Regions from separate parts of the Homo sapiens genome. Here regions 1, 2, 3, 4, 5 and 7 are each linked to region 6. Evidence: chromatin contacts called from ENCODE Hi-C or POLR2A ChIA-PET data. All regions are on one chromosome and are shown on one strand. The core of a region is the stretch at or near the end of the contact, and the rest is flanking DNA. Distances in the headings are between cores, read along the strand shown.

Evidence for each region. Hi-C counts contacts between places; a loop is a spot of excess contacts on that map. ChIA-PET counts read pairs that join two places held with the same protein, here RNA polymerase II (POLR2A). Pooled maps may share reads with other maps.
Region 1: a loop to region 6 is called in a map of PC-9, with 19 times the contacts of the local background. The contact joins the promoter of CYCS here to the promoter of SP4 in region 6. A Hi-C loop is called at or near these places in 4 of 168 maps with a recorded cell type or tissue (CD4-positive, alpha-beta T cell, PC-9, ascending aorta and 1 more), 1 of 37 single-sample maps with no recorded cell type and 16 of 50 pooled maps. POLR2A ChIA-PET finds 5 or more read pairs at or near these places in 5 of 52 experiments (BJ, CD4-positive, alpha-beta T cell, CD4-positive, alpha-beta memory T cell and 2 more).
Region 2: a map of endothelial cell of umbilical vein shows a loop between it and region 6 (20-fold over the local background). The contact joins the enhancer-like site here to the promoter of SP4 in region 6. A Hi-C loop is called at or near these places in 2 of 168 maps with a recorded cell type or tissue (endothelial cell of umbilical vein and naive thymus-derived CD4-positive, alpha-beta T cell), 4 of 37 single-sample maps with no recorded cell type and 14 of 50 pooled maps. POLR2A ChIA-PET finds 5 or more read pairs at or near these places in 1 of 52 experiments (naive thymus-derived CD4-positive, alpha-beta T cell).
Region 3: a loop to region 6 is called in a map of B cell, with 18 times the contacts of the local background. The contact joins the promoter of AHR here to the promoter of SP4 in region 6. A Hi-C loop is called at or near these places in 4 of 168 maps with a recorded cell type or tissue (B cell, CD4-positive, alpha-beta memory T cell, ascending aorta and 1 more), 1 of 37 single-sample maps with no recorded cell type and 15 of 50 pooled maps. POLR2A ChIA-PET finds 5 or more read pairs at or near these places in 2 of 52 experiments (CD4-positive, alpha-beta T cell and activated CD4-positive, alpha-beta T cell).
Region 4: a map of CD8-positive, alpha-beta T cell shows a loop between it and region 6 (13-fold over the local background). The contact joins the promoter of SPMIP4 here to the promoter of SP4 in region 6. A Hi-C loop is called at or near these places in 4 of 168 maps with a recorded cell type or tissue (B cell, CD8-positive, alpha-beta T cell and naive thymus-derived CD4-positive, alpha-beta T cell), 1 of 37 single-sample maps with no recorded cell type and 10 of 50 pooled maps. POLR2A ChIA-PET finds 5 or more read pairs at or near these places in 1 of 52 experiments (BJ).
Region 5: a loop to region 6 is called in a map of CD8-positive, alpha-beta T cell, with 15 times the contacts of the local background. The contact joins the enhancer-like site here to the promoter of SP4 in region 6. A Hi-C loop is called at or near these places in 2 of 168 maps with a recorded cell type or tissue (CD8-positive, alpha-beta T cell and naive thymus-derived CD4-positive, alpha-beta T cell) and 6 of 50 pooled maps. POLR2A ChIA-PET finds 5 or more read pairs at or near these places in 1 of 52 experiments (PC-9).
Region 7: a loop to region 6 is called in a map of CD8-positive, alpha-beta T cell, with 20 times the contacts of the local background. The contact joins the promoter of CBX3 here to the promoter of SP4 in region 6. A Hi-C loop is called at or near these places in 3 of 168 maps with a recorded cell type or tissue (CD8-positive, alpha-beta T cell, ascending aorta and naive thymus-derived CD4-positive, alpha-beta T cell), 1 of 37 single-sample maps with no recorded cell type and 8 of 50 pooled maps. POLR2A ChIA-PET finds 5 or more read pairs at or near these places in 1 of 52 experiments (CD4-positive, alpha-beta memory T cell).

Annotation. Positions count from the first base shown.
Region 1 is chr7:25,124,010-25,127,181 of GRCh38, reverse strand. It overlaps CYCS (cytochrome c, somatic), which reads left to right and starts at 1,922. Exons shown (of 3, transcript NM_018947.6): 1 at 1,922-1,982; 2 at 3,055-3,172. The coding sequence starts at 3,063. It also overlaps a transcript of SPMIP4 not described here. RefSeq lists enhancers at 1,512-1,761, 1,909-2,452, 2,453-2,997.
Region 2 is chr7:25,855,677-25,858,842 of GRCh38, reverse strand. No RefSeq gene overlaps it. Among named protein-coding and RNA genes, the nearest start is that of LINC03007, 67 kb to the right of the region's middle. RefSeq lists an enhancer at 2,026-2,105. Within about 2 kb of position 1,767, at least 20 of the 41 ENCODE cell types and tissues checked have a DNase peak (open chromatin) inside an H3K27ac peak, as active enhancers do; they include endothelial cell of umbilical vein, where a contact is called at or near this core.
Region 3 is chr7:17,296,856-17,300,403 of GRCh38, reverse strand. AHR (aryl hydrocarbon receptor) reads right to left here and starts at 1,752. Exons shown (of 11, transcript NM_001621.5): 1 at 1,075-1,752. The coding sequence starts at 1,139. It overlaps LOC101927609 (a long non-coding RNA gene), which reads left to right and starts at 1,084. Exons shown (of 12, transcript XR_007060234.1): 1 at 1,084-1,344. RefSeq lists silencers at 1,078-1,127, 1,168-1,277, 1,328-1,477.
Region 4 is chr7:25,178,848-25,182,490 of GRCh38, reverse strand. It overlaps SPMIP4 (sperm microtubule inner protein 4), which reads left to right and starts at 2,137. Exons shown (of 10, transcript NM_138811.4): 1 at 2,137-2,829; 2 at 3,159-3,316. The coding sequence starts at 3,183. The region is part of intron 1 of LOC124901603 (a long non-coding RNA gene); the gene reads right to left. RefSeq lists silencers at 1,902-2,291, 2,352-2,631.
Region 5 is chr7:17,137,875-17,141,364 of GRCh38, reverse strand. The region is part of intron 1 of LOC107986772 (a long non-coding RNA gene); the gene reads right to left. LOC101927609 (a long non-coding RNA gene) reads left to right here. Exons shown (of 12, transcript XR_007060234.1): 10 at 3,000-3,073. Among named protein-coding and RNA genes, the nearest start is that of AHR, 160 kb to the left of the region's middle. Within about 2 kb of position 1,890, at least 4 of the 41 ENCODE cell types and tissues checked have a DNase peak (open chromatin) inside an H3K27ac peak, as active enhancers do; they include CD8-positive, alpha-beta T cell, where a contact is called at or near this core.
Region 6 is chr7:21,426,599-21,429,927 of GRCh38, reverse strand. SP4 (Sp4 transcription factor) reads right to left here and starts at 1,845. Exons shown (of 6, transcript NM_003112.5): 1 at 1,670-1,845; 2 at 1,136-1,251; 3 at 1-639. The coding sequence starts at 1,676. RefSeq lists silencers at 1,552-2,141, 2,522-2,911.
Region 7 is chr7:26,200,031-26,203,566 of GRCh38, reverse strand. It overlaps CBX3 (chromobox 3), which reads right to left and starts at 1,822. Exons shown (of 6, transcript NM_016587.4): 1 at 1,741-1,822; 2 at 545-596. The coding sequence starts at 568. HNRNPA2B1 (heterogeneous nuclear ribonucleoprotein A2/B1) reads left to right here and starts at 2,821. Exons shown (of 11, transcript NM_002137.4): 1 at 2,821-2,995. The coding sequence starts at 2,990. RefSeq lists a silencer at 1,118-1,937 and enhancers at 2,878-3,267, 2,433-3,405, 3,378-3,497, 3,406-3,536.

The DNA of each region.
Region 1 (3,172 bases), core at 673-3,172, 3.7 Mb before region 6:
AGATTTAACCCAACGAAGACACCCCAAAACATTTAATAATCAAACTCCCAAAGATCCAGGATAAAGAAAGAATCCTAAAAGCAAGCAAGAGAAAAGAAACAAATAACATAAAAAGGAGTTCTAATAAGTCTGGCAGCAAACTTATCAGTGGAACTTTACAGGCCGGGAGGGAGTGGCATTACATATTTAAAGTGCTGAGGGAAAAAACTTTTATCCTAGAATAGTACATCCAGTGAAAATATCCTTCAGATGTGAGGGAGAAATAAAGACTTTCCCAGGCAAACAGAAGCTGAGGGATTTCATCAACACCAGACCTGTCCTACAAGAAATGCTAAAGGGAGTTCCTCAGTCTGAAAGAAAAGGACATTCGTAAGCAATAAGAAACCACCTGAAGGTACAAAACTCACTACTAATAGTAAGTACACAGAAAAACACACAATATTATAATACTGTAATTGTGTGTAAACTGTTCATATCTTGAGTAGAAAGACTTAGAGATTAACCTAACTTATCAAAAATAATAGCTATAACAACTTTTCAAGACATAGTATAATAATATATAAATAGAAACAAGAAAAAGTTTTAAAAGTGGGGAGAGTGAAGTTAAAGTGCAGAGTTTTTCTTAGTTTTCTCTTTGATTTTTGTTTATGCAATCAATGTTATGTTGTCATCAGTTTAAAACAATGGGTTATAAAATATTATTTGCCCTGGGCGTGGTGGCTCACACCTGTAATCCCAGCACTTTGGGAGGCCGATGCGGGTGAATCACCTGAGGTCAGGAGTTCGAGACCAGCCTGACCAAATAGTGAAACCCCATCTCTACTAAAAATACAAAAATTAGCTGGGCGTGGTGGTTTGCTCCCGTAGTCCCAGCTACTTGGGGGGCTGAGACATTAAATGGCGCCACTGAAGAAGAATGAATAAGGTCTAGTAATACAACAGGGTGACTACACTCAACAATAATTTATTGTACATTAAACAAACTAAAAGTATAATTGGATTGCTTGTAACAGAAAAAAAGGATAAATGCTTGAGGTGATGGATAGACCGTTTACCCTGATGTGATTATTATACATTGTATGCCTGTATCAAAATATCTCATGTACCTCTTAAGTATATATATATATTTACCTACTTCGTACTCATAAAAATTTTAAAAGGTACATAAATGTTATCATTGCATCCTCTTAATTTTATTTTTCAGTTCCAGAGGGATAATCCTGTCTCTGCCGCAAATGCAGCACCTTCCTCAGTCTTGGGGCGTCCATCAAGCGGAGAGCTGGAATGTGACTGAAAGTAACAGAGTATAGGTGGAACTAGAACAAGGTCACGAGCTGGTGCCCAACTCGTGTAACTCCTGGTTCCAGGCTGTCCCTCTAGGATGCTGTTGGCGCCAGCCGTGGTAGTAGGACAGAGTCTGGGTAAAGGTCGCCTGCTGACAAGATGGTAGCTAGGAGACCTCTAGGTGCGCCAAAATTAGGGCGTCTTTTCCTGGACCGGCAAAACGCCCTGCTCAAAGCTCATTACATCACCACGCCCAAGAACTGATACTTTAGCAGGGCAACGCACCAACCAAGCGACTCCGCCCCACCCTCCCCGCTCCTCCAGCACACGCAAGCGCACAGAGGCCCGCGAGTGACGTCACCTCTCCCGACACCACCTCGTTGTCGTACGACCAAAGGCCTGTCGTAACGGCCGGGAAAAGCCTCGAGAAGAAGGGCACGCACGCCGTACACCCTAACATGCTCGCCAGCATGCGCGCGCAGGTCCTTGGCGCAGGCATTGGGACTGGAGCCAATGAGGTGCGGCGACGTTACTGCGTAGCCGCCAGCTCGGCCGCACGTCAGGGCGCGGGAGCGCGGAGCGAGTTTGGTTGCACTTACACCGGTACTTAAGCGCGGACCGGCGTGTCCTTGGACTTAGAGAGTGGGGACGTCCGGCTTCGGAGCGGGAGTGTTCGTTGTGCCAGCGACTAAAAAGAGGTGAGAGCGGGTCGCGGAGGCCGCACCTGGTTAGAGGCAGAGCTGTGGGAGGCGCGCACTTGCGAGCGACCGAAACCCAAGCGGGGAGCATTCGAGTGGAGCCCGCGCTGGGTGGGAGGGCGGGGAGTGAAGACCCTGGACTGTGGTCAGACCGAGCTGGGCGAGTAACGGCTTGAGGTGCGGCGGAGCCCTAACTAGGGACAGGTATGGTCTCGGTCAGGGACTGGAGGCGGCTTGGATACAGATCCGAGGAGGAGGCGGCCTCTTCCGTAGTGGTTGCTGAAGGGCTATGGAAATGATAGGCAAGACTTCCCTCCTGGAAAGCCGAAGCTTAGAGCTTCACGTTCTTCTTCAGAGGGCAAAAGCTGTTGCTCTTCTAATAAGGGGCCAGTTCTTTTCGTGGGCACATGTTTCTTCCGTCAGTCGTTCTGACATCCTAGAAGGAGTTTCATCAATCACCTTGAAACCGACCTGGACGGGTGACCTCGTGGTCGCCCCAGGAGATCACAGGTAGGGGAGTTGGGATGTCCCCGGGGGACCGTGCAGCCTGCCCCTGAGCTCCCATTCACAAGTTCGAGTGTCAAGCTACTCCTGTGACCTGGGCAGATAGAAACAGCCAGGACCGCTTTTTAAACATTTGTGTGCTTTGCGTTATCCTCAGGGAGAGGTGGCTTTACATTGTAGTAAGATTAAATGGTTAGGTCTTTTTAAAAGTTGCGGTTGTGGTGATTTTGGCTTAATGTGTTCGCCCTTGAGCTTCAGATCTGTGACTTCGTGACCATGATTGTCTCTTCTGAAACTGGAGTTTGAATTAGGTTCCCTCTTTGCTTGGGCTTTAACGTTCCTTCACGTATACACACAAAAATACGTTTTTGAGGAGGTACTCCTAAAAATGTTTTTGGTATTAAAGAATATTTGGTATAAAGAGTATTAAAGCAAAACAAGATTCATTCTGGTATTTAATGACATAAATTAGCAATGGATTGGTAATTAAGTGGCTAGAGTGGTCATTCATTTACACTGTATTTGTTACCTGAGGAAAAATTTACTAAGTTGAAGCTTTCGTTTTTAGAATTAAATATGGGTGATGTTGAGAAAGGCAAGAAGATTTTTATTATGAAGTGTTCCCAGTGCCACACCGTTGAAAAGGGAGGCAAGCACAAGACTGGGCCAAATCTCCATGGTCTCTT
Region 2 (3,166 bases), core at 518-3,017, 4.4 Mb before region 6:
TTTTTTGAGGCCGGACGGAATGGAAACTGCATCTGCACGGGATCTCTCCACAGTCTGGCCCGCAACACTGCCAGCACCTTCCCTAGACCCTCGCCTCCCCGCTTCCCCCGCACGCGGATTCTCGCGCATCCGTGCGCCCACTCAGCCCCGGGAGCCCTCCTGCCCCGGGAAGCCTCAGACGGTCTTGGGCTGGAGACTCACCCTGCGCCCCTGCAGCGGGCTGCGGGGAGAGAACCTTGGGGAACCAGGCAGGACCGGCAAGGGTGGACCGAGTGATTTATGACCCTGATCAAACTTTTTAGGAAGCAGAAATTAACCTGAGGGAGATTAGGCCTGAGCTTTGAAGTTCACGGTTTTGTTTTCCTTCAGCCCAGTTCTGCCATCAGATGGTTCTTGGTTCCTTCTACCCCTCTCCTCCTCCCCCTCCTTCGGTCTCTCGTCACCCCACTTTATCCTCCAGCAACCCCTCCTGCGTTGATTTTCTTAATTTCAAATACAAATATCTGAACACCAGAAACTGAAGTTCCTGACAGTGACCTATTGAACAGAGGCATCGCATACTCCCTACATCCCAGTCTTCTTGGAATTGCGTTTTACGTTTGAAAGTGCGATTTTGGTTTGGAGGTCGGGAGTAGAAAATTTGTATCTGTTCTTTTCTTTTGCTGTTTCCTACTTGCCTTTCAATACCCATACTTATTCCGCCCTCGGAGACTGGCCCTTCCCGGCAGAGCAGAAGCGCACGAGGGTTGAGTAACTCTGCAGGTGAGAGCTAATTTTTCAGCGCATCCACCAGATACCTCAGGTTTGTGGATTTTCCCCCTAGTTGGCCAGAAAACTCACACCCAAACATGCAAGTCCTCTATGGCCTCTCCGTCCTCTTACCTTGGCCCTCTTTATTTCCATATCTCCCTCCTCCCCATGCAGATCTCTAAAGGGAATCTGTCTCCTGCGGTTCTTTCCCGCAGGCGCCTGCTGAAAAGGCAATTTCCTTGGGGGTGTGCCTAGGGAGAGAGGAAAACAGAAACCAGGATTGTTTGGGGGCCTGAAACCATCCAAATTTTATTGCATCCGCTACAAAGTCAACTAACTCTTAATGAGCATCCAAGCGGAAAAAGGCCGAAGTTTACTCCGTGTTAGGGCGGGGAATGGGGGTGGGGGTGATGGGAGTTTGCTTATTTCCTTCTGGTACAACCAAAGGTTGCAACACCTTCCTGAGAGGCTCCTCCCAACGCCAAGAGTACGGACGCGAAAGTCAGAAGGCATCGGGTTTCAGCCCCCTGAATGATCCAAGATCACTCCGCCACGAAGACCTTCGAAGTTGGCCCTGTCTACAGCTTGTAATTAAAAGGATAATGTGTCTTGTAATAAAAAACAAGACCCACACAAACAAACCCAGCGTCCAACGGCCCTCCACCTCGCCACACTCTTCTCTAATAAGGGCCAGTGACAAACATTGCCATCCAGTTTAACCCAAAAGGAGGAAGCAGTAGATCTTCCTTTTAATAACTTCCCAAAGTGTTACAAATAATAAAAAGGACGCATAAATCATCGCGGGGGCGGCAGAACGGGGACGACAGAAGGATTTACTCCTCTCTAGCCCTGGCTTCCAACCGCGCTCTCATTGGCTACTTCCTTGTGGCCCGCCCCCGAATCCGCTCTCTTATTGGTGCGTCTGGTCCCAGACGCAGAGACAGGGCGTAGGATCGGTGGGGGCTGGAGTCCACCAGTGCGCATGCGCGCTATGGCGCGCATGTATGATTGACAGCAGGGAGAGGTGTTTGTGCGCGCGCGCGTGCGTGCGTGCGTGTGTGTGTGTGTGTGTGTGTGTGTGTGTGTGTGTGTGTCTCTCTCAGGGTTGAGGCAGCGAAGGTGGTGGTGGCGGGGCGACGGTGAAAGTGGTGGCTGTGAGTGCTGGAGCTGAGGCCGCTTTTGCCGCCGCGGTGAGGTGTAGTCCTGTTTGCCGGCGTTTTCCGCTGAGTCAGAAGCGCTGGTGGTCACAGACTGCGCTCTCACCCACACTGAGGTCGATCTGGAAGGAATTTACTGAGGGGGCTCTCCAGCAGCTGGCTAACCGGGAAGGAAGTAGAACTAGAAGACATGCTTTACTCTTCCTGAAGAAGATACTTAAGCCCCTCAAGAAGAGATTTAATTTGAGCGCTGTGTTGATTTGTGCATTCCTTGTAAAGCACACACTAAATTAGCTTCACATCCCAGCCGTACCTTCATCTGCAGCACACATCTCTCCCCCAGCTCCTCTCAGCACTCACTTAGCCCTGTTCAGTTCCCCTGTAGGCACAGGTACACATATATCAGCCTCTTGTAATCATGAAGACGAGGGACGAACTTACAAAGACACCCGGCACACTGTGACAATCCTTAACTGGGAGAAAAAAAAAAGAGAGAGAGAAAGCAAAGAAAGGTAGAATAAGAGCAAGAAAAAAAGAAAAGGAAAGAAAACTAGAAAGATGCAGCAACCAGTAAAACGATGGTGGCAAAGATAAAATGCCGATGGAAAAAATCCGTTAAATGCAAAGTTTGAAAAAAACTTCCTAACTCGGTTAATGCTGTGGAAATAATTCCAGTTCATCTCAGTGCTAGTGAACGCCTAGTACAAAATTCTTCAGAGGCGAGGGCTGGCTTAGTGCAGAGGAGAAACGTCGCTCCGTTGCCCTGTTGCATCCAAATTCTCCTTTCAGACAAGTTTCCGCGGCGTGATGGAGATGGGCAGAAGTCTGGAGAGTGCTTTCCTATTATAAGCTGTTAACTTGTTGGTTTGTACTCACATATATTTTAAAGAAATAATAAACATCTTATAGTTCTGCACATATTCTAAATTACAGTGGTTCTAGAAGAATTTTGTAACTGACAAATTAGAGCTTCGGTTTTACGAATTCTGAATTTTAAAACCGGTAATGACTTCTCAGTCCCTGAGATCCTCTTCTTTGTTTTTTTATTTTGGGGTGTGTGGGTACGTGTAAGATGAGAAATGTACAAACACAAGTATTTCAGAAACTCCAAGTAATATTCTGTCTGTGAGTTCACGGTAAATAAATAAAAAGGGCAAAGTGACAGAAATACAGGATTATTAAAAGCAAAATAATGTTCTTTGAAATCCCCCCCTTGGTGTATTTTTTATCTTAGGATGCAGCACTTTCAGCATGCCCAA
Region 3 (3,548 bases), core at 503-3,002, 4.1 Mb after region 6:
GAGTCTAAGCAAAATGCACACTTCTGATTTGGTCTGAGAAGACGTTTAAGAGTTCTTAAAATTGTTTACGAAAACTTGAAACACATGTAGGTAAAGTAACTCAGAGATCTAGAAATAAAAAAATTGGAATAAACACATGAATACAACCACCTCACAACAGGAAATGTTTTGAGCACGGATAGTTTTTTCTGACACACACAAAAAATTGGCCATCTCACACAAATATTCCACCAAAATCAACCGACAACGACAAAAGCAAGTTTGTACTCACTCAACTAGAAGAAAACTTTGAAGGGGAAAAGAATTAGAGGTAGATGTTAAGAATGAAAACCTCTCTCAAATGCAGTTCTAAATCTTTTATTTTACAGACCCTAAAGCCACCCCAAAAGTGATAAGCAAGCTTCCGAAAAAGATGTCTGAAGAATACAAATCCTCCACCGTATCCTGTCCGTTGCATCCACTCCCACCTGCTACCACTTCTATCCACTTTACCGATATGGTCACGATGAGCGCTACAAAATTGCTGCCAAATAAGTAAATATGAGCGCAACACAAAGCCAGTTGGTGGGGACCAAAAAGTACCTTTAGAGGCACTCAGCCCCTTCGTAAAAGTCAGCATGTGTTTAGCTCTTTAAAACATCTCGCCTTACCAAACTCTACGAAGAATGAGAATTAAGACCGTCCTCTAACCTAACCCATGCGGATATGAAAAGTGGAAGGAGATTTCAAGACAGGTTTATACTAACTAATCCATTAGCCCAAGGCAGATCAGAGCTGTCAACAAATCAGGACCAAATCAGAAAGAACAAAGTTGCAAATGTGAGAGGGTGTGTATGCACTGGTGCGGGGGAAGAGGATGGGTGGGAGGACAATTTTTAAAATGCAATCATTGAAAACGGGAGAATCCAAGTCCTCTGTCTCCCAGCCGGCCTCCAAACCTCGATTCCACGGGCAGTGCCGGGAATGGACCTAATCCCAGGATCGCAGGGATTTGGGGGCGGGGTGGGGCTGCCTCCCGCACCCGCGTGCCTGAGCGCCCAGCCCCCGCGATGAGGACGCGCTCGGGACACTCACGTTTTCTGCACCGGCTTCCGCCGCTTGCGACTGGCGTAGGTGATGTTGGCGCTGCTGCTGTTCATGGTGCCCAGCCGACGGCGGCGGCTACTCCCCGGGCACTGGCGGCCGGGTCCCCGGAACCCGGTGTAGGCTGGGACCACTGCGGCGGCCGGCGCCGGGTTCCGCGAAGCCGCGCCCGCTCCACCTGCGTCCTCTCGGGACAGTGGCGTGGGCGCCGCGCCTCAACGCCTCGGCTCACGCAGGCTTCCGCAGCCCGCGCCAGTACAGGTGAGCTGCCTGGGCCTGGCGCAGTGAGGGTGGGCGAGGGGCGGAGACCCGCGAGCAAGGCGGCGCAGGTGCCGTCTACACCGGCGGAGGCGGCGCGGCAATGCCCGCAGGTGAGGCGGCCCGGGCGGAGGAGGAGCCTGGGCCGTCTATTTAGAATCCTGGCCTGGGTCGCTCACGGTGGCGCCGCGCCCCGTGACCGTCGCCGCGGCCCCTTGGGTGAGGGAGGTGCCGCCGCGCTGCTCCCGGGACTTCCTAAATCCAGGGTGCTTCCCGCCTGCGGAGCTCGGGCGCGGGCCACCAGTCCCGGCTGCTCCCAGCTTCCGTTCGGCTACACGGCTGCCCCTGTTCTGAGCTGGCGGTCCGGGGCACGCTCTCGGAACAGAGCGTCGACGGGACTCCCCAGCCACTGCCTCCCGCCGCCGCGCGCACCGGCTGAATAGCAGGAGCACCCCCGACCCCTCACCGGCCCCGCCCCGCCCAGATCCCGCGTAGCCCCGCCCCGTCCTGCTTGCCCCCGCCCATCTGGATTCCATTCCGTCTTCCTTGAGGGCCCCACCCTCATCCCGGCACGTGATGACGTAGGACGTAAGGACGCCCCCCCCCGCCGGTAGCCATCTTCGTGCATAGGCAAACTTATTGTAGCTAGACTGTACAAAGTATATCAAGATATGCCAAATATTGAGCTTAACTTCACCTGTTTGAGAGACGGTGGGTCAGCTAACTTGTGGCTAAGAATTACAATTAACTGGTAGACAACTGGTAGACAACCAATGGGACTGTATATTTTCCTAGTTGGGAAGGCTTCAGAAGGCCAGATTTGAGTTGAGACTTGAAGGCTAGGAGTTTCCTTGACCTTTTTTGGTGTGCGGGGGAAGTCTTTACAATAGACAGGAATATAGATAATAAGGGGACTATTATGTATTGTGTCATGGAGGACCATGTGGAAAAATATTGGGAGTAATTAACAATATTGAATACTGTTGAGAAATTCAAATTAGTTGAGAACTGAAAATGTCATTCTTGTTTTCTCAATGTGTAGTCACTGATGACTTTCGTGAATGCAGTGTTGGGGTAATGGGCCTGCAAATAACATTGAAGTGGGTACAGGATTGAGCTGAAGATAACAAAATGGCATCCTCAAGCAGGCAATTTTTCTTCCAAGTTTAGCTGTGGATGAGAGACACATCAGATTGTATGTAGGGGGAGTGAAGGGTTAAATGAGGGTTTTCTAGTTTTGGTTTAGTTCTTTAATGGGCGATACTGAGCGGCTTAGAGGGGGTAGAGATAAACTATGTAGGGAACCTGAGGGAAGAGTGAAGGAATGATAGATATTAAGATACCGAAAGCAGGAGGGAATGAGTGCCAAAGCATAAATGGGAGATTAGGACTAATAGATTAGATACTAACAGAAACAGCACTTACAGTGCTTTGCTATTCAGAGTACTCCACAGCTTCTTTTGAGAGTTACAGGAAATGCAGACTCTTTGGGTGTCCTTATTAAATCAGAACCCGAAGTTCACAGGAACTCCCAGGTGATTCAAATGTACATAAAGTTGGAGGAGCAGTTCTCTACCATAGCTGGAGGAAAGAAGGACAGTGGGTGAGATATAGTAGGCTACTAAATTTTGGATCAGAAAAATGAAGGAGATGTAACAAAGAGGGTATTCTAGCATGAGCTACAAAAGAACAATTGTGTTTTGTGGTCGATGATCTTTGTTTTAATTTTAGAAGAGCATAAAGTGAAAGTGATCTGGGAAGTGACAACAAGGAAGTAGATGGACATCCACCCTGTATCCTGTGATAAGAGAAAATAATTAGGCAGTATTGGGGAGACCTTTAGGAAAGTGATAGCCTCAGTAAGCCACCTTTCAGTTTAAGGAAAAAGATGGAGCAAATTCCCAAAGAAGACAGTGTACACTGGGAAAGTTTGATGTTTATGAATTAGCAATTGCAGAGGCAGAATCAACCATCTCTATTTTTCCCTTCTCTTTCATTTCTTCATTTATCTGTGCTTACTTATAGCCATTCTATCTAAAACGTGTAAGTGTAAAAGAATAATTTCCTCCTAGCTAGGAACTTTAAGGGTGAAAAATTTATATCAAAACATAATTTATTGATTCTGTAGCTTATAACTCCTCTTCATAAAAGAGATGTACTAAATGCAATGAACCAATCTTAATTTAGTGATTTAAAAAAATCCTACC
Region 4 (3,643 bases), core at 888-3,387, 3.8 Mb before region 6:
TGCATCTTCATCAGATGCCTCTGATTAAATCTATCATGCTCAGTTATTCCTCCCAGGAAGAATCAAGCCATGGGAAAATAGGACTAAGGTTGAGGATGAGAAAAAGGTGAAGTATAGAAAGTACTGGAAGACTGGGGACATGAAATGGGCTGGGGAGACAAGGAATTTAATGGGAGATCCTGAACACAGAGGAGCAGAAAAGGGGCAAAAGCTTACAATGAACTACCAGAAATTGGAGGGGAAATAAAGATGTCAAAGATAAAAGCCAGTTTCACCTAATACACAACTCTGTCTCCAGCAGGATCTATTCCTCTAGGCTTAGTGGGTGGTAACTACTGGAAGGTCGGCAGAGGTGCAGGAACTAAGAAATAAACCAAGACTACAAAATTACCACTGTGCCTACTTCAATACACCTTTCTTCCCCCACTCCAGGTAACACTCACATAGAAGGCACAGCACAAAATGAATGCCCACTGGTTGGTTAGTAGAAAGTTGTAAAGTAGGCAGAGAATAGCAAAGGCACCATCATACTGTTACCAAGCAAAGGAGGCTCGCTGCCCGAGGCACTAGAAGTCAATACTATAACACTGGGTTTTTGATAAAATAAAAACTTTTATTGCATGTCAACCAACAAAGAAATAGGAAGTCCAGCTCAAATCTGTCTCCCTGTGCTGGCTTTAGGACAATTATTTTATTAGAAATGGTTTTGAGTGTGGATTCTGGGATTAGCAGGTGCTTGGTGGAAGGAAAGAGGAAGTCTGGAAAGTCCTTGCGCATGTGCTCTTATTTCTTCATGCTACCTAAGGGTTCCACGTGCAAATTCAGTGAGGAGTTAGTATGAAACATGGCAGTAGAAATTCAGCTGTAAGGTCAGCAAGCTGGATCTGTGCAGACTCTAGTTGGCCTTATATGTTCCAGTGGATTTCAGCCAGTTTTATTAACCTACAAGCCCAGGCATTTCAGCATTTCAGCAATTTGTTTCTTTTATCTGCCATCCTGTAAACTCAAGAATTTCTATGACTGTTTTCTTTAACTCTTTGGCACACAGTTTCAACGCCCTTCTTCTCAGAGGTGGTCATTCTCACCCTCACCTTCTGGTTCCTGCAGGCTCATTTCTAGCCTCCCACACTGTATTAGTCTTTTCTCACAATGCTGTAAAGAACTGCCCAAGACTGGGTAATTTATAAACGAAGGAGGTTTAGTTGACTCACAATCTCACATGGCTGCGGAGGCCTCAGGAAACTTACAATCATGGCAGAAGGCCACGGAGAAGCAGTTACCTTCTCCACAAGGGGGCAGGAAGGAAAAGTGCTGGGAGAAGGGAGAAGAGCCTCTTATAAAACCATCAGATCTCGTGAGAATTCACTCGCTATTACGAGAACAGCATGGGGGAAACTGCCCCCATGATCCAATTACTTCCACCTGGTCTCTCCTTTGACAAGCGGGGATTATGGGTATTACAATTCAAGATGAGATTTGAGTGGGGACACAAAGCCTAACCATATCACACATATACACACAACCTAACCTCCTCACATCCCATTCCTTGATGGGGTGGCAGGTGGCGAGGGGGGGGTGACATCCCTTATTGTCAGCCATCACAGGAACTCATGACCCTGTAGGTGCAGATTCATGGCTCACATTTGTATCTTTTGGGGAAAACTGAGGTAATCAAGGTGGGGCTAGGCCCTGGGGACGAGGCAAGTAAAGGACTTTGCCATGTCCGCACCCACCAGGGAAGGAGCAGAGACTCTGTTAGGGCGCCATGCCAGGGGCTGCAGTTTCAGAATCCTGCAGACTCCACCCTCTATCTGGCCACACTGTCCCCAATTTTTGCGAGGTGACCTGGGGAGGGAGGACAGGTCGGATGCTCCGACCTCACCAGGGACTCCACTGGACCGGAGCTCTTCCTCCTCCGCCCAGTCCACATGAGAGAGCTCCCTGGCCGGCCCTGAGACAGCTCCAGACCTGGTAGCCCTGGAAAAAGAAACTGGTATCGCCATCGCCGCCGCCGCTAGAGGGCGCCTGGGGGCGGGGCGCGGGTGGGGCAAGGCGGGGTCCGACTGGAGGCAGGGCGGTGAGCCGAGAGGGGCGGGGCAAGGGACCGGGAGGCGGGGCCAGGGGTCGCAAGGCGGAAGAGCCCCTCTCGCCTCCGACCCGGCGCCTCGCACTCCGTTCACTCTCGGTTCCTCTTCGCATTCTTGCCAGTCCCGTAGCGCTGGGCTGGTTTCCTCCGAGGTCTCTAAGAGCCTCCTACTGCGCCCCGCTCGCCGCCCGGAAGCCCCCAGCCCCTCAAGGACGCATCACCTAATGCCGCGGTCACGGCCACCGTCACAAGCGCCCCCAGCCCCACCCCACCCCGGCCTGCCCGCCGTCCTTCTCCCGCCCCCGCCCCTGCCTGCCAGCTCCACCGGGCCGTAGGTGCGGACGACCTCAAAATTCCTCGGCCCGCGAAGGCCGCCAGCTGCGGGGAGGGGAGGGGAGGCGCGGTCCCGCAGCGCCCCCAGGCTCATGTCCCAGGTATGTCCAGACCCCCGAGGCACCGCTTGCAGGGCAGTGACAGCCCGTGAGGCTCGGCCTCGACCCCTGGCACCCTTGGTCCCAGCTACGCCGGCTCCTGGCCTTCCCCCAAGTCCGAGAGAGAGGTGGGATTCTCCCCGACGCAGTTGGAAACCGGGAATCCCCTTTAGGGTCCCGTTCGTGCTGCACTACTGACTCCACCATCTGCAAAGGGATTCTTGTCCAGAATCCCCGAAGGCTTTAGGACAGCGCTTATTTTGTTGAATGAAGAGTCTCTAATTTTCGGAAAGACCACAGGCTAAAAGTCAAGTGAGTTTTCTTGAATAGTTATAGTTAAATTTAAGGCAGGAATTGAATGTCAGTTGATGGCCACAAAGTAGCGGACTGGTACGAACCTACTGGATGATCATTCTGGTGACTACTTGGAGGCACCGTCCACTTTGTGGATTTGTTTCAGTTGAAATTTATTTCCATAGAACTTATTTAGGTCTCTATTTATTACTGATTTGACGGCTTTCAGTGCAGAGGGAAGCCTGTGACGTCTGTGCAGCGTCAGGTTGAACAATTTAGCAGTGTAAAATGTGTTTTCTGCCTGCCTTGACTCGACAAGCCAAATGTGCCCTCCTTTTCTTTTCCAGGTTGTGCCTTTTTAGCCAAGAAGCATGGAAGTCATTCACGGCAGGCCCTACTGTTGCAGGGAGCTTGAAGGAGCTGACATACTGTCCAACACCTTTTACTCTAATGAATTGCACAACCCCCTCCAGACGGTTACTCGCCCAACTGCCTCAGAGGACAGGTAAAACAAAAACTAGAAAAAGCAAACAAGAAAAAGCAGTTTTAATGTATTCGTGTATTTTATTATGTGAGGAAAAACATTTATTGTTCTGGGGCTCTTCTGTTTCTTGTTTGTTTGTTTGTTTGTTTGTTTTTGAGACGGTGTCTCGCTCTGTCGCCCAGGCTGGAGTGTAGTGGTGCGATCTCGGCTCACTGGGACCTCTGCCTCCCAGGTTCAGGTGATTCTCCTGCCTCACCCTCCAGAGTAGCTGGGATTACAGGCATGCACCACCATGCCCAGCTAATATTTTTGCATTTTTAGTAGAGACAGGGTTTCACTATGTTGGCC
Region 5 (3,490 bases), core at 641-3,140, 4.3 Mb after region 6:
AGATAGAATATACCTTTAATTATAATTTGCAAGAGCCTAAGAATATAATGTCAATATTGTAACCCATTAGGAAAATAGTTCGATATGACATATTTTTGCATCAAAAATTACTTTTAAATGGAATTGACTGTGATAATTGACCATTGTTAAAATAGTATATGATGCATTTTTTTTTTTTTTTTTGAGATGGAGTCTCACTCTGTCACCTAGGCTGGAGTGCAATGGCACAATTTCGGCTCACTGCAACCTCTGCCTCCCAGGTTCAAGCAATTCTCCTGCTTCAGCCTCCAGAGTAGCTGGGACTACAGCTGCATGCCACCACACGCAGCTAATTTTTGTATTTTTAGTAGAGACAGGGTGTCATCCTATTGGCGAGGCTGGTCTCAAACTCCTGACCTCAGGTGATCCACCAGCCTCGTCCTCCCAAAGTGCTGGGATTACAGGCATAAGCCACTGCAGCTGGCCTATGATACATAATTTTAAAAGCTGCCTCATTTCATAAGGAAGGCCATGTAATACATAGTTTCTGATCAGCCATCTAATTATTACTAGAAAGCAAAGTTTATAATGCCAGTCAATGTGGAATTTAAGTCTAAGTATTTTCCTAATTATATATCTCTATATATTGAAGTTAGATACTAAGGTTTCTAAAATGCCATAGGGTTATGATTAAAACTAATAACTATATTTTCTGTGACACAAGATGACTCAGGGGCTCTCAGACAATAGCTACTTTGTCTACATTAGTGGCCTCATCATTTCCATTAAATAGCTATTTACATTGTGAAAATGTATGCCGTGATATAATGGCTAGAAATGCATTTGTCTGTTAGAATAAGAAAATCTCTTCTGTAGTAGAGCACTGTCATCTTTATAATCCTAGTGAAAGTCAAATAAAATAAACAGCATCTACTTTAAATCATCTAAGCATAATGTTAGTATTCTGCTGTAACAGAAAAAGGAACTGTTGCATCAGCTATAAATCAAACACCTTCAAGATTCCCATCTGCATTTTTTCAATTTAAAACACTACATTTTACATAACATTTTGGAAACTGAAACGCCAGTTAATTAGGTTCATATGGAATCTATTTATCTAAGTGAGAATTCAAGTCGAACATATTAGAAATAATACTGTATGGGTATAAATGTAGAGATGCTGTTCTTTATTGCTGGCCTCCTCCTTTTCACAGGAGAGATTACTTCAGTAGCTACTGAACTACAGGCATTCTCACTGTTTTAAAAAAAATGCTCCATGAATATATTTTGATGATAGTTATATTCTAGTAAACAGCCTAGAAAATAGTTGTTTTCCAAAATTTAACATTGTCCAGCCAGACACATTCTTAGCAGCACCCAAGATTTTTTTCCACTAAGTGATGGAATATTTGTAAATACTGTTCATGCAGAGTTTATTGCAGCTACAATTCTTAGGAGCAAATAAAGTTTGCCTTGTAGCAAACTGTATTGCCTTGAGGCTCTCTTCTAAGGGGGAGCTTCATGACATCTTTGCCAGAATTTTCCAAGGAAAAAGGAAGTATTTTTTGGGATAGGAGATATAGGCCAACAAAGAATAAGGAGGTTTTTGCTTTTTGTGTTACATTTGCTTCCAGTTGTGGTAGAAAGTCATAGCGCCTTCCTGGAACAATATTTTATAGGACATTGGTGACATTAGATTTTCTGATAGTGTTTGAACGACTGTCCTATAAACTTTCATCAAAAGTCAACCACATTTCCTGTTTATTCATTCACTCACTCATTTATTCATTCCACAAACATTGACCCTGTTACAAGAGACAAATTAGTTAATATCCCTGCCCTGGGAGAATTCAAACTCATCTGTATTCTTTTCCTGTAATCTCTCTTAGCAGCCCAACCAGGCTTTTAAGACATTAGGAGGATAAGAAGCAGTCTCAATTTAGTCCCAACCTGTTAGATCCAACCACAAACCATGTATGTTAAGGTAGTGCTCAGTTTTACAGTCACCTTCAGGAAGCAATTCTGAGAATTAGCACTGTATAGTTTAAGAAACGTTGATTGTTTTTGATGCTTCAGTAAAATAAGCCTCAGAACTGAAACTGAGTCATGTATAAAAATTCAGGTTTTACAGTCAGAGTGCCAGGTTGATCTCACCTATAACCTATTAGCCATTTCTTCTGACACACTCAAGGTCAGGCTTTCTCCTTTCACTTAGACACTCAAACTTCAAACTAATGTGCACAGAGTCACCTGATAAAAAATATGGATTTCTGGGCCCCATAGCTTATGAAGTGAATCATAATCAAGGGTTGGGCCTAGTCACAGTCATTGGCTTTTTTATTTGCTCCAGAGACAAGTATGCACACTATCGTTTGAAATCTAGACCTAGAGAGACAACTGAGATGACCTCTTAACCCAATCATGTTAATATTTCATCCAATTTGCCTTAGATAGCTTTGTTAAAATAATCAAAAGTCTTTGGTGGCTATTTTTAAGGACTTCAATAAATATAGATCTAGCCAAATTTTTTACTTATTGCTTACTCCTGACCTACCCCAAACCTGTGCTGGATTAGTTCATGTTTCTTAACTATCACTATTACCTCCCCGCTCTAGCTTTGCTCAGCATGTTCCCTTCTTCTTGTCAACTTTTTAATCAGTCCAACCCAAATGGTCTCTCCTCCTTGAGACTTAGCCTGGTTCCCTCAAGGAGACACACTTTCTCTTTCCTTTGAGGTCATCAAACCCTTTATTTTATGATAGTGATCATATTTTACCTTATAGTTACATTTATATTTGTCATTCTCCCTTTAGACTGTAAAGTTCTAAAGTAAAGAATATCATGTCTTGCTGTAGTTGATAATATGTTCAACTGAAAAGTAGAACAATTAATGCTCTTTTCATCTTTGATGTTAGCAGAAATCATCTGTATGTTCTGCTGCGATCAAAGACTAAGCATTAACTGTTCTACATCTCAGGTGAGTATAAATTAAGTATAAATTGTGCTTTTATTTATTCCAGTCATCTCATGATCAGATATGTTGCCATTTATAGGATGTTTGTATTCCTGCTTTTCTCCAATATACTAAATATTGGTAGGTATACTCTATTACGTACTTCTCACTGTTTTTTTAATGTATAATGCTTATGAAATCTTGATATAAAGGAGAACTGTGAAAGGATTGGGAATCAGGGAATTCATGTGTTAAAATCATGCTAATATAGTTTTAGCACATTGCTTGTAACATATCTCTCAATGGAGGGTGAAAAAGAATCTATTCTTTAAAAAGTTAGTAATTAGCTTTTTTTCTAATGAATTTCAATTAAAACCCCCCTTTTGTATAAATATTGAATGAAAGTACTCTGGAAGTGATTGTTTAATGTAGAGGGAAATAAAGCAGATGACAGAATGAGTTGACGGCCCAATATAGGAAAGAATTAAGCAGAAATTATAGACTAGAAACAGGAAATGTATTAAAAGAAAAGCAAAAAGCAGTAAGAAATTGCTTAGA
Region 6 (3,329 bases), core at 596-3,095:
TACAACTTGAGCCTGAGTACCAGGAAGAGTCTGTAACTGCAGTGGTATTGAAACACCAGGTCTAATTTGGACCGGAACTGTCTGATTTGCCAGGTTTTGAGCAAGAATATTCCCAGAAGCTGTCCTGTTAGCAGCTGTGAGTATAGCTTGATTATTACCTGCAGAAATGAGCTGAATTTGACCCTGCAAATCCTGTAGAGATGAACTACTAGTTGGATTGATTTGAATTTGTTGACCTTCCACTGTCTGAAGTTGTGGAATTACTTGGTACTGTACACTACCACTTGGATTTTGTACTTGTATGACTTGAAATTGACCAGGGGTGGAAGAATTACCTGATTTAGTTTTTGTAGGAGATGCACTCCCGTTATTACTGCTGGAAGAACTAGACGAACTAGAGGCTGGTTGAGAAACGTTATTCTCTTTTGAAGCAGGAGGAGTGGAGGCAACAAGTTGCCAAGCGTTTCCAGCAAGTTGCGTTGTTACCAGTTCTAGCTGTTGTGGTTGATTTTGAAGTTGCACCAATCCTTGACTTGGATCTATAATAATTTGTTGTTGTCCAGTTGCTTGATTTTCACCAGGAGTCCCTATTTTGCTGCAAGTAGCTGCCAGTAAAGCCAGAGGAGAGGGCTGAGAGTCCTACCCAAAATGGGACGGTAAAGGAGAGGGGGGGGGGAAAAAAAGTGGGCGGATTTAGTGGAGGCCAGTAGTTGCCAGGGGGTTACTTATTTTGACAGCTCTACATAACAATTTAGGAAGCAGCAGAAATCAAAAAGAAATACGAACAAAAGTAGATAAGAACTATATGAATAAGGAAGCAAGTCCTATAATATCAAGTTTAAATAAAAGGAAATTTCTTTACAACTTTGTAAAGTGTTATGTTCCTAAACTCAAAATGCCCTTGGGAACACACACACCGTTTTCTTATAGTCTGAATTCCTGATGTAATTTTAAACAGCGTTATACCCTCAAAGAGGTGAAAACTTGATGAATTTACAATTTAAGTTCCACACTCTCAGAAAGATGCTTTGAGTGGATAAACATTTTATTCTGTTACTTCTGGACATTCAAAGGGCATAACTCCCTCTCTCTCCTAATGTGTCGTGATGAATTTTTTTAATTTGTTTGCTTTTACCTGGGAGCCTGAGGTTTTGGGTTTTTTATTGTTATTCTCTGGCTCAGAGGTTTTCCCTCCTTCTGTAGCCATCGCCGCTGCCGCTGCCGCCTCCTCCTCCTCCTCCTTCTTCTGATCTGCAACAAACCCCCCCACCACACACACACGACAACAGGTTATTAGGATTATTATTATTCGTCTTCTTCCTCTCCTCTTCTCCCCCCTCCCCCCGAACATTAATCTCCATAAACCCGCGATCCACGCACACCGGCAGGGGGTGGGGGAGAAGGAGGGAAGGGAGGAGGGGGATATCACAAAACGTGGTTTGAAACCCGACCCATCGGCTCCAGAGCAACACCCAGAAGGAGGTTGTTCTCTCTCAGACATTAAGACAAAACACAACCCTCCTTCCCTCCCCGATTCCCTCCCGCCCTCTCCTCCTCCCCTTAAAGCATCTCAGCGGCCCCGGGGGAGGGGGGAGAACCGAGCAGGGTCTGGGGAGGGAGGGAGAGAGGGAGGCGGCGAAGGAGACTGAGGGGGGTGGAGAATACGTACCGCTCATCCCGCATTAACAGGACAAACCCTCAGACGGAGACACTGGGATAGAGGTGGGTGGGGGTGGGGGCGAGGCGGGAGGAGAGGCCGGTCCCGCCCGCCCGCGGTGGCTCGGAGGAGGCTGTAGCTGGCACAGGCTCTGCCTCTTTTTCCGCGAATGGCCGCCGCTGGGCTGTGGCGTAGCAGCTCCTCTCTCCGCCCGAGCCCGGCTGACTCGCCCTTGATTGACAGCGGCGGCGCGCGGCGCGGGCGGCGGCGCGGGTCGGGGGCGGGGCCAGGGCGGTGCGAGCCTGGCCGACTCCCCACCCCCCTCGGCCTCTCTCCGCCGGAGCCTCCGACTCTCCACCCCTTCCCCCAGCGGATTGGCCGCCGACCTGCCGGGGGCCGGGGCGCTGGGGCCGCCTCCTCTCCACCCCCTTTCTCGGGGTTATTCCTTTAGCAGCTCTTCTCCTCCTCCCTGGCTCCTCTGGCGCTCTTTCTCTCGGCGTTCTAGCTCAGGAGCGCTGCCGGTAGGCCCTCCATACAGCCAAACTTGTTGTCTCAGGATATCCCGCCCCCTACTCATTTCCCAGCGCCCTCCACTCAAAAACCCCCTCCAGCAATCCCTCCAATTGCCACTAAAGAAAAAAGTAGGGCCCTTGATCCAGGCAAGCGAGAGCGGCGGACGTGGGCGCGCGCGGACCACCAACAGGTCGGCGCGCTGGGTGAACTGCCCGCTGCCCCCGCGCAGGGAGCATGGCTTTCCTGAGGCGCATCCGGACCCGGGCGCCCTTTTTCCCTGGCTCTGTCTCCATTGGCTGAGCCCAGGGTGACGCGCGCTGAGTGGTGGGAGAAAGGGGGTGGGGCACTACCGCGAAGGCTGTCGGTACTCGTAGTTTCCGGCGGTCGCGGTGCCTTCTTCGAGGCACCGCCTCTCTCCCGCCCCCGACCGAGGCCTGGCTGCCGAGCGGAAAGCTGCCCGAGGGGGCGGTGGCGGCAGGGCGTGGCCGGGGCCGAGTGGGAGTTGAACTGAGCGAGGAGGAGGGGGAATGGGTGTTGTTTGCCTGGGCCTATCCGCCGCGCGGGGCTGCCCAAACCACCTCTGCCGCCGCCTCCTCGGCTCCAAGCCGCTCCCCGCGGGGCGAGCTCACACCCGGAGCGCTCGGCGATTGAGCGGGCGGCGGCGTGGGGAGGCGGGGTTTGCTGTCCTCGGGGTTTGAATGAACCCGGCTTCTTGAAGCAGCGCCCTCGCCTTGCCTTTCTTTGCTCACCTTCCCCTCAGGCCCCCTGCTTTGAGTCCGAGGCCTGTTTTCTCACGGAGAAGGATCTTCCATTTTTATTTGTTGTCTCTCTGGCTGGCAGCTGGTGCAGAGCAGTGACCCGCCTTCTAAGAAGGGTTGCATCGCGTTTTGCCTAAAAGCCTAAGTGGTTGGCGGAGTTCTAAGCCTTATCTGACAAGAGTCTCCGGGCGAAGAAAAGCCCAGCTCCATAAGGGTCAGCCCCGCTTACGGTGTAGCGTAAGCAAGCGTAAGGGCAAGTGGAATTAACATCTGGCTGCACAAAGCATCTTACTGTCAAATGCACTTGAGCAGTGTCCTGCCTCAGCTTTCCTACAAAGTCCTGAAGTCAGGATGATGCCATGGAACGTAATCAGCGCCTGATTAACTGTACCAAAGGTGGA
Region 7 (3,536 bases), core at 573-3,072, 4.8 Mb before region 6:
TCATTTTGTTTAAAAAACAAAACACTGCAATGAATTAAACTTAATATTCTTCTATGTTTTAGAGTAAGTTAAAACAAGATAAAGTGACCAAAGTAATTTGAAAGATTCAATGACTTTTGCTCCAACCTAGGTGCACAAGGTACCTTGTTCTTTAAATTGGGCTTTAATGAAAATACTTCTCCAGAATTCTGGGGATTTAAGAAAAATTATGCCAACCAACAAGGGCTTTACCATTTTATGTAACATTTTTCAACGCTGCAAAAATGTGTGTATTTCTATTTGAAGATAAAAATCCTCAGCAAAATCCACATTGCACTGTCCTTCAAAGATTAGCCTTCTTTGAACTAGTTAAGACACTATTAAGCCAAGCCAGTATCTCCCTGTAATGAATTCGTTTTTCTCTTAATTTTCCCCTGTAATTTACACTGGGAGAGCTGGGAAATATGTGGATGTAAATTTCTCAGCCACAGAGATGCAAAGTTATACTGTGGGGAAAAAAAACTTGAGTTAAATCCTTACATATTTTAGGTTTTCATTAACTTACCAATGTAGTTTTGTTGGAGGCCATTTTTTATTGCAGACTTGAAGAGCTATTACTAGAAAAATGCATGACAGTTAAGGTAAGTTTGCATGACACAAAAAAGGTAACTAAATACAAATTCTGTTTGGATTCCAACCCCCAAGTAGAGAGCGCACATTTCAAACGTGAATACAAATCCAGAGTAGATCTGCGCTCCTACCTACATTGCTTATGATGTACTTAAGTACGTGTCCTAACCATGTGAGTCTAGAAAGACTTTACTGGGGATCCTGGTACCTAAAACAGCTTCACATGGCTTAAAATAGGGGACCAATGTCTTTTCCAATCTAAGTCCCATTTATAATAAAGTCCATGTTCCATTTTTAAAGGACAATCCTTTCGGTTTAAAACCAGGCACGATTACCCAAACAACTCACAACGGTAAAGCACTGTGAATCTTCTCTGTTCTGCAATCCCAACTTGGTTTCTGCTCAGAAACCCTCCCTCTTTCCAATCGGTAATTAAATAACAAAAGGAAAAAACTTAAGATGCTTCAACCCCGTTTCGTGACACTTTGAAAAAAGAATCACCTCTTGCAAACACCCGCTCCCGACCCCCGCCGCTGAAGCCCGGCGTCCAGAGGCCTAAGCGCGGGTGCCCGCCCCCACCCGGGAGCGCGGGCCTCGTGGTCAGCGCATCCGCGGGGAGAAACAAAGGCCGCGGCACGGGGGCTCAAGGGCACTGCGCCACACCGCACGCGCCTACCCCCGCGGCGGCCACGTTAACTGGGCGGTCGCCGCAGCCTCGGGACAGCCGGCCGCGCGCCGCCAGGCCTCGCGGACGCGGGACCACGCGCCGCCCTCCGGGAGGCCCAAGTCTCGACCCAGCCCCGCGTGGCGGCTGGGGGAGGGGGCGCCTCCGCCGGAACGCGGGTGGGGGAGGGGAGGGGGAAATGCGCTTTGTCTCGAAATGGGGCAACCGTCGCCACAGCTCCCTACCCCCTCGAGGGCAGAGCAGTCCCCCCACTAACTACCGGCGCTGGCCGCGCGCCAGGCCAGCCGCGAGGCCACCGCCCGACCCTCCACTCCTTCCCGCAGCTCCCGGCGCGGGGTCCGGCGAGAAGGGGAGGGGAGGGGAGCGGAGAACCGGGCCCCCGGGACGCGTGTGGCATCTGAAGCACCACCAGCGAGCGAGAGCTAGAGAGAAGGAAAGCCACCGACTTCACCGCCTCCGAGCTGCTCCGGGTCGCGGGTCTGCAGCGTCTCCGGCCCTCCGCGCCTACAGCTCAAGCCACATCCGAAGGGGGAGGGAGCCGGGAGCTGCGCGCGGGGCCGCCGGGGGGAGGGGTGGCACCGCCCACGCCGGGCGGCCACGAAGGGCGGGGCAGCGGGCGCGCGCCCGGCGGGGGGAGGGGCCGCGCGCCGCGCCCGCTGGGAATTGGGGCCCTAGGGGGAGGGCGGAGGCGCCGACGACCGCGGCACTTACCGTTCGCGGCGTGGCGCCCGGTGGTCCCCAAGGGGAGGGAAGGGGGAGGCGGGGCGAGGACAGTGACCGGAGTCTCCTCAGCGGTGGCTTTTCTGCTTGGCAGCCTCAGCGGCTGGCGCCAAAACCGGACTCCGCCCACTTCCTCGCCCCTGCGGTGCGAGGGTGTGGAATCCTCCAGACGCTGGGGGAGGGGGAGTTGGGAGCTTAAAAACTAGTACCCCTTTGGGACCACTTTCAGCAGCGAACTCTCCTGTACACCAGGGGTCAGTTCCACAGACGCGGGCCAGGGGTGGGTCATTGCGGCGTGAACAATAATTTGACTAGAAGTTGATTCGGGTGTTTCCGGAAGGGGCCGAGTCAATCCGCCGAGTTGGGGCACGGAAAACAAAAAGGGAAGGCTACTAAGATTTTTCTGGCGGGGGTTATCATTGGCGTAACTGCAGGGACCACCTCCCGGGTTGAGGGGGCTGGATCTCCAGGCTGCGGATTAAGCCCCTCCCGTCGGCGTTAATTTCAAACTGCGCGACCGTTTCTCACCTGCCTTGCGCCAAGGCAGGGGGCGGGACCCTATTCCAAGAGGTAGTAACTAGCAGGACTCTAGCCTTCCGCAATTCATTGAGCGCATTTACGGAAGTAACGTCGGGTACTGTCTCTGGCCGCAAGGGTGGGAGGAGTACGCATTTGGCGTAAGGTGGGGCGTAGAGCCTTCCCGCCATTGGCGGCGGATAGGGCGTTTACGCGACGGCCTGACGTAGCGGAAGACGCGTTAGTGGGGGGGAAGGTTCTAGAAAAGCGGCGGCAGCGGCTCTAGCGGCAGTAGCAGCAGCGCCGGGTCCCGTGCGGAGGTGCTCCTCGCAGAGTTGTTTCTCGAGCAGCGGCAGTTCTCACTACAGCGCCAGGACGAGTCCGGTTCGTGTTCGTCCGCGGAGATCTCTCTCATCTCGCTCGGCTGCGGGAAATCGGGCTGAAGCGACTGAGTCCGCGATGGAGGTAACGGGTTTGAAATCAATGAGTTATTGAAAAGGGCATGGCGAGGCCGTTGGCGCCTCAGTGGAAGTCGGCCAGCCGCCTCCGTGGGAGAGAGGCAGGAAATCGGACCAATTCAGTAGCAGTGGGGCTTAAGGTTTATGAACGGGGTCTTGAGCGGAGGCCTGAGCGTACAAACAGCTTCCCCACCCTCAGCCTCCCGGCGCCATTTCCCTTCACTGGGGGTGGGGGATGGGGAGCTTTCACATGGCGGACGCTGCCCCGCTGGGGTGAAAGTGGGGCGCGGAGGCGGGAATTCTTATTCCCTTTCTAAAGCACGCTGCTTCGGGGGCCACGGCGTCTCCTCGGCGAGCGTTTCGGCGGGCAGCAGGTCCTCGTGAGCGAGGCTGCGGAGCTTCCCCTCCCCCTCTCTCCCGGGAACCGGATTTGGCGGCCGCCATTTTCATGGCTCGCCTTCCTCTCAGCGTTTTCCTTATAACTCTTTTATTTTCTTAGTGTGCTTTCTCTATCAAGAAGTAGAAGTGGTTAACTATTTTTTTTTCTT